2 separate regions of the Homo sapiens genome follow, and region 1 is linked to region 2. A link is a contact called in ENCODE Hi-C data. All regions are on one chromosome and are shown on one strand. Each heading gives the region's core, a stretch centred on a gene start or an enhancer-like site at or near the end of the contact. The rest is flanking DNA. Distances are from core to core; before and after follow the strand shown. Region 1 holds the start of SOX12 (SRY-box transcription factor 12). Region 2 holds the start of SDCBP2-AS1 (SDCBP2 antisense RNA 1).

Region 1 (5,684 bases), core at 613-3,112, 1.0 Mb after region 2:
AGCATGCGCACGAAGGGGGTGGGCCCCAGCGGAGGGGCGGGCCCTAGCGCTCCGGGGATAAAAGGGGTGCGCCCCTCCCCCCAGGGAAGGGAGGGGCGCAGGAGGCGCGTGCGTTGCCACCCGGCCGCATCGCCCCCCTAACCCAGAGAAGGCGGGCCGGGCGAGGGAGGAGAGATTCCGGAGCAAAGGAGGGGGCGGGTCCTCCGGCCACGAGGAGGGGCGTGTGCAAAAGGGGGGAGGGGTGCAGGTCTGTAGGAGAGGACGGGAGGTGTATCGGAGGGGGCTGGCTGCTGGTGGCTGTGCAGGAGGGGGCGACGTGGGGAGGGGCTTGGGTGTCGGGGAAGGGGTGGGGGTTGGGCTGCCTTGGGGTGTGTCTGCGGGGGAGGGGCATGTCTGGATCTGAGGGGGGATGGGCACGTCCAGGAGGGGGCAGGCTGCGCGGGAGATGGGGTGCCAGCCTCGGCCTCCGAGGGGCCCCAATACCTGATTCCTGTATGTAAACAGCTGGTTTGGGGGCGTGCGCGCCCCGCTGACGGTGGGCTCAGTAGGTGAAAACCAGGTCTGCGATGCTAGACGGGCGCCAGTCCCCCGCGATCATCTCGGTAACCTCGGGGGTGCAGTAGTCCGGGAACTCGAAGTGCGACGTGCCCGAGGGAGGCTGCAGGTCCGGGTCGCGATCCAGGGCGCTGCAGTCCAGGCCGGCCGGGCCAGGGGGCAGCCTGGACAGAAAGCCCAGCGACTCCTCCCCCGACGCCACCGTCTCCTCTTCACCTTCCTCAGCCGCTGCCGCCTCCTCCTCCTCTTCCTCCGGCTCCTCGTCCTCCGACGGTGTCGGGGAGGCGGCGGCGGCGGCGGCCGCCCCCTCGCCCGACGGCCCTTGGGCGCGCTCCGCTTGTCCCCGAGCGGCCCGTCCCGCCGGGACCATCCTCCACAGCTCCCGCCCCGGGGTCTCGACCAGGCGCACTTCCAGCAGCTCCTCGTCGTCGTCTTCATCGTCGTCCTCGGGCGCCGCCGCCCCGCCCCCCAAAGGCCCTCCCGCTGCTCGGCGGCCCCCGCGGCCAGGCAGCTGCGGCCCGGGCTTGAGCCGGCTGCCGCCACCGCTACCACCGGGGGGGCGGGGCCGCGCCTTGGCGGGCGCCCCCTTGCTCTTTTTGCGCGGCCGGTACTTGTAGTCCGGGTAATCCGCCATGTGCTTGAGCCGCAGCCGCTCCGCCTCCCGCACGAACGGGATCTTCTCCGAGTCCTGCAGCAGCTGCCAGCGGCGGCCCAGGCGCTTGGAGATCTCGGCGTTGTGCATGTCGGGCCACTGGTCCATGATCTTCCGCCGTTCGTGCTGCGACCACACCATGAATGCGTTCATCGGCCTCTTGATGTGGCCGCTCGGGGTCTTGCACCAGCCGGGCTCGCGCGCCCCCTCCTCGGCCGGCCCGGGTCCCGGGGGCGGCGGCCCGCCGTCCCGCTTGGCCCTCGCGCCCCGCTGCTGCACCATCGCGCCTGGGCCCGGGGCCGCTAGACGCCGCCGGGGGCCGTCCGCATCCTCCGCGGCTGGGGGTGGGGGAGGAGGCAGCGGCGACGGAGGGGCGGCCCCGCCCCGCGGCTCGGCCCGGCCCCCGCGAACTGGGGAGCGAGGAGCTGGGCGCTCGGGCCCAACGGACGGCGGGGGGAGAAGGTCAGCGCGGTCTCAGGCGGGCTCGGCGCGCCCCCGCCGCCTCCGGCAAGTTGCGTCCTGGCTCACAACACACATTGTTTTGCGGGGGCCGAGGAATCGCACCCTCCGGGCCCCCGCGGGCTCTTCCTGCAGCCTCTGGCTCCGCCGCGGCCCGCGCGCGCCGCTCCCCGCCCGGCCGCCGACGCCTTTCAGTGTCTTTCTCCCCGCGCGGCCCCGCCGGCGCGCGCACCACCCCTCCCCCTCGCCGTCTGCGGGCCGCTGCGGCGCGCGCGGGGCCGCCCCGTGTAAACACCGAGGTGCCCGCTTGGGCTGCGGCCGGGCCCCGCCTCGCGCTCGGGCGCCGCGTCACCCGTTGCTGGGCAGAGAAGCCGGTATTTGCATCTCCCAATCGCTGGCCGCCGGAGCGGGGCGGGGCTCGGGCTGCGGGGCTGGGCGGTCTCGCGGCTAGGATTGGGGGAGACCGGCGAGATCGGTTTCTTTTCTTAGGTTAGGGGTTGGAGGAAGGGTAGGGGACGCGAGCCTGCTTCCATCTGACGCTGGACGCTTGTCCCTGCCCCGCGTTGCCTTTTAAATTTTAGCTCATTCCGAGACACCTGCCGTCAGGTAGGATTTCCGCCCTTTCCTCTTTCAGGGACGTCTTTTCGGACCATCCCAGAAGAGAATTTGGGGGGCCCAAGACTCAGGAAAGCTTCTTAAGGGGACGAACTCAGGTTGTCGTAGATGTTGCCCCCCGCCTACTACACACAGGGTCCGACCACATATGGGACCAGCAAATGCTTTTGGACCTAGTGAACAAATCCCTTTCTCATATATATGTATATTTAATCTCGTTCGAAGCTCCATAAGAATCCGGAGGGAGAAGGGAATATGATAATATGATGCCCAGTTTCCAAATAGGAAGCACCGAGGACACGCAGACTAGGATTCGATTCCCAGGCTCGCGGTCCCAGCTGTCTCTCCCCTGCTCAGCACCAAGGGCCGCGGGGCACCTCGCCTGCCAGCCAAAGGTCCTGAGCTGGGCGGACTTCCCGCTTTTCACAAACCGCAGGCGACATTCGAGGATGCGTGGGTGCGCCATTCCCAGGTCCTACCCCACCCCGTAGCCTGCCCGGTGCCCGACTTGGGCGCGTCGCCCCACCCAAGCCTGGAGAAGCGTGCAGGGGCACGGGGCGGAGCCAGTCCTGGGGGCGTGGCCGGGTGGCCGGCACGAGGCGCGTGGCGGGGAGGGGCCGCGCGCTCCCGGCTCACCACGTGTGAGCCAGTTCGGGCACCACTGGGCGTGTGCCGCCCCTGGGGGAGGTCACCTTCACGGCGTCGTGAGCATGGGCGATGGGAGGGGGCGCTGAGGCCTCGCCCTTGGGAAGCAGGAGCTGGGAGGTGCCCGGATTAGGGTCTTTAAGGTGGCATTCCGCTGGGGCGTAGCGGGCATGGTTTGGGGCTAGGAGAATGCGCCTCTGGCGGTACAGCTCACCCACTTCTGGACGAGCGAAGGCCAAGAGCCGAGCTTGAGGGTGTGGGGCGGGGAGGAAGGACCGAGGTGCGGCTCCGCGGCGCGGGGGGCGGGGTGGGGGTGGTGGGGAGAAAGAAATTGGAGCATCCCTGGAGGGAGGGGGCGACTCTTAAAGGCACAGGGTGCTTGGAAGAGGAGGCCCTGCTCCCGTCCAAACGGTCCCTCCGCCTTTCAGAAGCTGAGATCTGGAAAAGCCTACGTGTAAAACCTTTACATCTGCAGCCTGAGCAGTCTACCCGATGGAGTCACACTTCCTGAGTTCACATTCCCAGTCCCTCCTTTTCCTTATCCTGAAAATGGGGATAATTCAGTTTCTCCCTCACATGGTGGTTTTACAGATTAAATGAGATAATGCATGTAAACACATCCTGATACCTAGGCAATGTTCAATAAAACTTATGATAGACGGGACGCGGTGGCTCACACCTGTAATCCCAGCACTTTGGGAAGCCAAGGCGGGCGGATCATTTGAGGTCAGAAGTTCGAGATCCGCCTGGCCGATATGGTGAAACCTTGTCTCTACTAAAAGTACAAAATAATGAGTCAGGCTTGGTGACGCGTACCTGTAATCCCAGCTACTCAGGAGACTGAGGTATGAGAATCGCTTGAACCTAGGAGGCGGATGTTGCAGTGAGCCGCTGCACTCCAGCCTGAGTGACAGAGTGAGACCCTGTCTAAAAAAAAACTAAAAGTTTTGAGAAACTAGATTTCCCAATAGTTACGCAGGTCACCAGCAACCCAGAGACATCACCATAATGAGAAAAAAAAATGGGCAGAGTGGGGACAGCTCTAGGATTTCAGAAAAGGTATCAAAGTAATGATTGTAGGACAAATAAAAGCTTTCTTGGAATTATCAACACCTTAACACTTTTCCCATAAATAAAATATTTGTTTTATTTTAGACGGTGTGTGATAGGTACCACAATCTTTTCAATGCTTATGGCCTCTCAAAGATCTGTCTCTGACCCTGTAGCTGCTGCTGCTATTATTATTCCAATGTATGTGAATAGTTCCTAACCTTACTCACTGCCAAACTGATTTGGACCAGGATTTCACTCTTTATTCTCAGCAGTGAAAATGCTGCATTCATTATTCACACCTGCCTCCTTTCCTTCTTCCATCCATGCATGCATCCATTAATAAACATTTGACCCTGCACAGTGGTTCACAGCTGTAGTCTTAGCACTTTGGGAGGCTGAGGCAGGCAGATCACTTAAGGCCAGGAGTTCAAGACCAGCCTGGGCAACATGGTGAAACCCTTACTCTACAAAAAAAAGTACAAAAATTAGCTGGGCAGGGTGGTGCCTGCCTGTAGTCCTAGCTACTTGGCAGGCTGAGGCAGGAGGATTGCTTGAGCCGGAAAGGTGGAAGTTGTAATGATTGTACCTCTGCACTCCGGCCTGGGAGACAGAGACTTTATCTCAAAATAAATAAATAAATAAATACATAAACAAACATTATTAATACTTACCATTCCTTAGGCCCTTTGACGGACTCTGAGGAGCTAGAGATGGTTAAAGTCTGGCTGAACCTAGGCCCTGGAAGAACCTTGGACTGCCTTCCCCAGTGTAGACACCAGGACTTATTAATGACAGAGAAGATGGTGTGGGAAGTTCAGCCGAGAAGATAATGTCTTCACTTTTGTTTTTTTCATTTTCTTCCTCAACAGACATTTATGCAGTGTGTGATTCTTTCTAAAACAACTCCCTGGAAGAGAGGACATTTAATTCAACAATTTATTGGCCACCTACTGTGCACCAGGCAGTGAACTTGGAACTGGGGCTACTGGGTTACAGCAGTGACCAAGACAGAGGTCCCTGTTCTTAAGGAGCAAGTGAGGGCAACAGAAAAGAGCAGGTAAACAAATAAGATAATTTCAGATAGTTGTGACTGCTATAAAGAAAATAAAGCTGGGCTGGGTGTGGTGGTTCACGCCTGTAATCCCTGCACTTTGGGATGCCAAGGCGGGAGAATCGCTTGAGCCCAGGAGTTTCAGACCAGCCTGGGTAACATAGAGAAATCCCACCTCCACAAAAATTCAAAAATTAGCCGGGCATGGTAGCAAGCACCTGTCATCTCAGCTTCTGGGGAGGCTGAGGTGGGAAAACGCTTAAGCCAGAGATTTTGAGGCTGTAGTGAGCTATGATGGTGCCACTGCACCCCAGACTGGGTGATGGAAAGAAGGGAGGGAGGGGCTGGGCAAGGTGGCTCACATCTGAAATCCCAGCGCTTTGAGAGGCTGAGGTGGGCAGATGCTTGAGCCTAGAAGTTCAAGACCAGCCTAGGCAACATGGCAAAAGCCTGTCTCTACAAAAAATACAAAACAGCCAGGTGTGATGGCCTGTGCCTTTAGTCCTAGCTACTTGGGAGGCTGAGGCAGGAAGATCGTTTGAGCCCGGGAAGTTGAGGCTGCAGTGAGCTGTGATCGTACCACTGCACCCCAGCCTGTGGGACAGAGTGAGACCCTGTCTCAAACGACAATGAAAAGAAAACAAGGTAATGAGA
Region 2 (5,870 bases), core at 1,116-3,615:
CAACTATTGTTATCCAGATTACAAAGGAAGAAATGACATTCAAAGGGGATTTGCCTATGCTGTGCTCTCACAAGTCAGAAGCAGTCAGTCTGAACCCTGCCCTGCCTGGGCCTGGGTTCAGGCGTGTCTGCTTGAGGAAGTCACAGCTTTTCCCCAGCAGGCAGTGCAGCACTGAGAGGAGGAGTGGGGGTACATGCTGGTGGCCTAGCAACAGCTTCTTCTATTCCGACTCACCACATCCCTGGGCTAATTTGGCCTTCCAGGAGCTATTCCTCTGACACTCTAACCCACGCTTCCCTCCCGCGCACTGTCTTGTAAAGGACGGATGAGCTGTCCACAGGAACGAGTGGGAGTTCCATCACTTCAGCTCTTTGGAACAAAGTGTTCCAAAGAGTGTTCTCACTCTAAGTTCAAAGATGGGGGCTGAAGTCCCCTTGTCAGCCCTGCTGATCTCCGAAGCCCAGCTATTGGTTTGTTGTGGGTGTTGTTATTGCTTATATCAAAAAGTACAGAAGCTCAGGGATGGAAATCTGGAAAGGGCTGTGGGAGAGGAAAATTCCTCTGAGAGAGAGGGGTTAGGTGGGTTCTTTTCCTTTCGGAGGAACCAATTACTTGTGGGAAGCCATCAGCACAGAACTGAGCAAACTTCCACTGTCAGATTATAGGAGCCAGGCAGCCTTTCAACCTAACTCGTTAGGGCCATGGTTTCTCTCCTTTTCCAGGCCCAGGTTATTCTTCGAAAGACTTTCTACTTATTGACTGCAAACACAGACAGGCATGGGAAGAAAGACTGTATATTTAGGATATCAGGCTTTCTCTTCTCTCTGTGCCTGCTTTTCCACTCCTTTCAGAAATAGTAATGGGATGCCTGTTGTGTGCCAGGCACTGTGCTCAGCACTGGGGGTTAACAAATGAGTGACATTTCCTGACCAGTGAGGGAGATGAGCAAACAAACACAGCACAGTGGAAATCCAACCTAGGAAATGCAGAAGGCCTTGCTCATAGTAGGTGATTAACAAACACTTGTGGAATATATGATGAAGAGGCAAATACAAGAAATGCTGTCGTCTAGAGAAGGGAGGCTTGCCAATCTCCATGCGTACAGGTGGGGGAAAGCTTTAAATTGGAGGAAAAAGAGTTCACAACAAGGAAAAGAGAGAAGGCATGAATGACTCTTAAGACAGAGGGAATAGCACCTGCAAAAGCATGGAGGCATGAACTAGCAGGCTGACTTTTAGGACTCAACCTAAAGTAGTCTGGAATAAATGAACTTCATGATAAGTGTGGAGAAGAATGAGATGGTGAGAATGGAAACATTACCAGAAGTCAGGTCACAGAGATTTGAGGGCAAGAAGTAGGTATGGCTTCAGAAGGGAAAGGGAGGAGCTGAGGATAACTCCCAGATTTCTGACATAGCCCATGGGTGGATTCAGTGAGACCGCTGGGGAGGCGCGGCACAGCTGGGGAAAATCACGAGTCCAGTTTGGATAATCTGCGAGGTAAACGGGATCCAGAAGGCAACTGGACTCTCAGGCCTGGGCCTCCCTGTCCCTGGAATAGCACACTCTCTTCCCACTTGAACATCCATCCTACACGGCCCAGTCAGGGTCTTCTTCCTTCCTCCAGGAGACCTTCCTGATTGCCCTAGCCTTCCTCCTATACGCCACATCCAACTGCCTGAGTCCCTCATAACAGGCTTTCGGTCTGATTTTGCTGTGGGAATTGATTTGCCCGGCCAAGCCAAGAACCCTTCCCTAGGCAGCAGAAGCCCAGTCACTCAGTCACTGGTGGGTGGGACGCGGGGTGAATCTGCGTAGGGTGGGGCGGGGCATTTTTAGCTCAACACTGGGTCAGAAGTCACGGCCAGACAAGAAACGGGTGAGAAACGGGGGAGGAAGGGTGACGTCACAATTGGTAGGAAATACCTTGGGACTTGACGCTTTCGAAACCAAAGGGAGAGCAAAAGCAGCCGGGAGCGCGCGGGCCGACCTGGTTCTCCTCCCTTCCCACGGCTGCCTTAGTACAGAATCTTATAAGTCCTCCTCCTTCAGAGGCTACAAATGGTGTTCCGAGGCCAGGGGAGTTTAAAGCTCGATTTCACCCGCGCAGCCTCCAATCCGGTAAAGAGGGGCCGCGGAGCCCGACCAAGTCTTCCTATGCCTTACTCTGCTGCTTTACCTGATCTATTTTTGTGGATGCCGGCGCCAGCTACGGGCGCCCGGAGAAAGCACGAGGCCGGGTGGACTCTGGTAACGCAAGCGGCAAGGAGGCCGCCATGTTCCACTCTGCAGCCGCTAGGGATCGTGGGAGTCACCCCTAACCGCGCCCGGGCCTGGGTGGGCGAAACGCATGCGCTCTAGAAGTTGCTGAGTCGCTTGGCGGTGTTTCTGCGCAGGCGCCGTAGCCCATAGCAACCGCCGTAACCTGTAGCAACCGGAAGATGTCGCTTCCGGCTGGTTTGGGGCTAAGAAAGGGGTTATAGTCATTTCGAGATCATAGAACGATGTGACAGATAGGAAACTGAGGCTGGGTTGGAGGCAGGCCCTAGGGACCGTTGCGTTGGACCTCGCTCCTGTGGCGCGGTGGATGGAGTTTGTGGCTTGTGGCTCCTATTTCCCAAAGCAGGAAATTGAGACAGAGGGAAGGCACAGGTTCGTCCTGAGGCTGCAGCCCAGGTGATGGTTCCCCGGGTAAAAAATCAATATGATGCCCTTTGTTTATAAGGAGAAGGCAGGGACATGAAAGTAATTTCTAATAAAAGAATATGCATTTCACTTTGTAAAAGCTGAGGCTGGCTTACACCCGATCACGCTTGTACCCAACTTAGGAATCAGCTTAGGTTTACTAGAAGACAATATTCAGCTGAATTTTGCCAACAGTTTATATCTGACATCTTGAGTCAAAGGCTAAATATATTTATATAAAAGCGCGGAGTCACTGTGACAGCTACACATGTACACAGACGTGAGCATGCTGTTCGGGTGACTCACCCGTGGGGAGCAGGGTGGGCAGCGATTTTCCAGAATGGTGAGCAAAGTGTAACTCCCCACAACCAACCTGATATATGCATTTCCAGACAGTCTAGTGTGTACTAAAACTAGGGAAAAATTCATTGTGATTGTATGTACAACCAATTATAACGGATTTTTGGCTTACTTGAAAGTTTGGCAGGATATCTGAAAGTTGTGCGGGACAGGACCATTTGTTATGGTGACTGTAATGGACTGTCCCATCCATTACAGGAGTTTCATATCCCTGCCCCCCCCACCCCCGACAGGGATATGACTGTCCCCTCAGTCTCGTGACACCCAAAAATGCCCACATAAATTTCCAATCTGTTCCTTGGAAAACCACTGATTTATTCAGTCAAATAATTTTTGCTAGCATATGTGTGCTGGGCAGTGCCGTGGCGGGGAAGGATCGTGTGTGAACGGGACAGAGCTCCTGCCCTTATGAGTGAGGTCCAGTGTAAGAAAATACCCAGATATTAATCACATAATTTGATAAATAGCTTGGCAACAGGGGCAGTACAGGTCAGGGGTGGAATACATGGGAAGACCCAGCCAGGCAGCCTGGGTATCATGCAGTCTGGAAAAGCCAAGCAGAGAAGTAGCATCTGAACTGAGCCTCGAAGGAGCATCACACCAAGGAGGATGATGTGCACAGCAGAGGGACCAGCACGTCTGGCACACAGTGGACACTCAAATGTTTTGAATGATTGAACGAAACACAGCATGTTCGCTGGCAGGGAACCATTCCCCATTATATTGTGAGCTGCTACAAGGCAGGGGATACAGTATGCCTTTCCTATCCCCAGGTTTCACATCCATGGATCCAACCAACTGTAGACAGAAAATATTTAAAAATAAAAATTAAAAAAAACAACAAAAATTCAAATAAAAATAAAATATAACTTTGTTTAGCATTTACATTGCATTAGGTATTGTAAGTAATCTAGAGATGATTTAAAGTATACAGAAGAATGTGCATAAGTTATATGCAAATATTATGCCACTTTATGTAAGGGACATAAGCAGCTGTGGATGTTGGTATCCGAGGGATGGGGAGTGAGGGGCATTGTCCTGGAACCTACCCCAAGGAACGACTGTACCTGTTTTCTCACTTCCCCGCATCCCAGCACTAAGATGGGATCCAGAGAAGGTGGCAGTGGTGAAAGGATCTCAGACACAGAAAAAGGGTTATGTGATCTGGCCCGGGAGTGATTTCCAGGAAATGGATCTCTGACTCCCTGCTCTCCCAGGGGACAGCTGACAAAAATATAAGTGCTCTACTGGTTAAATGTTAGGAAAATCAGGGCAGGAGTGGCTGCTTATTTTCGCATCTGCTGTTCATGCGTGGTCCTGGTGGCAGGTCATGTTTTGGCAGATGATAGCTGCTCAGGACTGTCCCAAGATTAAAAATCTCATAGTGTGTGTACACAGTGGGGAAGGCTATAAGCAAAGGGGTCTCTTCCCCCAGGTGGTCTAAAGGAAGTCAGAGCCAGACTCCCTCCCCTCCCAGGAAATTCCTGTCCTGTTGGGATGGTCATTTCTACCCCAAAGGCCAGGCTAGGGCAGGGTCTGGAACTGGCTGCCTCCAGGAACCAAGCAGGCAACGTAAATCAGTGAAGGGCTGATGGGTACTTGCGGAAACAGGAAAGCACGTACAGCCCCATTTGCGAGGTAGGCTGTGACTCAGCCGGGTGAGTGTTGCCATGCACTATTCCAGCTCTTGCCTTGCCAAATGTTTATATTTTTTTCAATCCAAGTAAGAAGTGACGCATTTTGTGTTTCCAGATTTTTAAATATTGGCACTAATTCAGATTTTAAAAACAAAAGGCTGGGCATAGTGGCTCAGGCCTGTAATCCCAACACTTTGGGGGACCGAAGCGGGCAAATTGCTTGAGCCCAGGAGTTCAAGACCAGCCTGGGCAACATGCTGAAACCCTGTCTCTACAAAAAATACAAAAATTAACCAGGTGTGGCGGCATGCACCTATGTCCCAGCTACTTGGGAAGCTGAGGTGGGAGGATGGCTTCAGCCCAGGAGTTGGAGATTGCAGTGAGCCAAGATCGCGCCACTGTACTCCAGCTTTGGCAACAGAGTGAGACTCTGTCTCAAAATAATAATAATAATAAAACAGGACTGTGAGAGGCACATTTGGGACTTCTGGTCCTTGTTTCATCCAGGAAGGTGGGTGTTCTTAGGATACTAGAGCTTTACTTTACAAGGAGAAAAGTGGAAGCCCAGGTAGAATGTGTTGCTTCTGGCAATATTATTGAGCTAGCCTCCATGCTAGGGGTTAGAGGCTTCACAGCAAATGAGAAGCCCCTGTTCCTGCCATCTTGGAACTCCTAAGGAGGTAGACAGACAAGTAAAGAGGCAACCACAAGAGTGGTGAATACTCAACAGGAGTAGGACATGGAGCAGGGGCTAGGGGGAGCACAAATCAAAGCAGGCTTCCTGTAAGAGGAGCTCCCTGATCTGAGACTTGAAAATTATTAGGAGTTGGCCAAGCAAGGAGCAGGGAGAGGAGGGGTATTCCAGATAGAAGGAATAACACATGCAAAAGAGACAGGAGGGAATCACATGCAAGGACGTGGAAGTAGCTCATTGTGGCTGGAGTTGAAAGTAGCAGCTGAAAGGACGTAAGGCAAGAAATGAAGCTGGAGAGGTAGACTAGGGTTGCAAACAAATATCTATTGGGACTTGGCACCAGTGAGTACAATGGTCTGGGTGTAACAGCCAATAGAGGATGGTGGACTGGGTCACCCTGGAGTCTGCTGCTACTCAATTGTAGCTACTCTGCTATAGCCTAGGGTTGCCAAAGCTTCCTGTTTTTTGGGAGCAGTGGGAAATTCGATTATTAAA

What was found. A loop is a pair of places that touch in the nucleus more often than their neighbours do. Pooled maps may share reads with other maps.
Region 1: a loop to region 2 is called in a pooled map, with 13 times the contacts of the local background. The contact joins the promoter of SOX12 here to the promoter of SDCBP2-AS1 in region 2. A Hi-C loop is called at or near these places in 6 of 50 pooled maps.

The regions. Positions count from the first base shown.
Region 1 is chr20:321,730-327,413 of GRCh38, reverse strand. SOX12 (SRY-box transcription factor 12) reads right to left here and starts at 1,862. Exons shown (of 1, transcript NM_006943.4): 1 at 1-1,862. The coding sequence starts at 1,489. The coding sequence ends at 542. It overlaps NRSN2-AS1 (NRSN2 antisense RNA 1), which reads left to right and starts at 2,162. Exons shown (of 3, transcript NR_109990.1): 1 at 2,162-2,272; 2 at 4,849-5,036. RefSeq lists silencers at 733-1,222, 1,243-1,302, 1,373-1,752, 1,863-2,172, 2,733-2,992 and 2 more.
Region 2 is chr20:1,321,838-1,327,707 of GRCh38, reverse strand. It overlaps SDCBP2-AS1 (SDCBP2 antisense RNA 1), which reads right to left and starts at 2,365. Exons shown (of 3, transcript NR_040049.1): 1 at 2,179-2,365. All of the region lies in intron 1 of SDCBP2 (syndecan binding protein 2), which reads left to right. The region is part of intron 2 of FKBP1A-SDCBP2 (FKBP1A-SDCBP2 readthrough (NMD candidate)); the gene reads left to right. It overlaps LOC124904856 (a long non-coding RNA gene), which reads right to left. Exons shown (of 2, transcript XR_007067487.1): 2 at 3,339-3,842. RefSeq lists enhancers at 1,789-2,083, 2,074-2,303.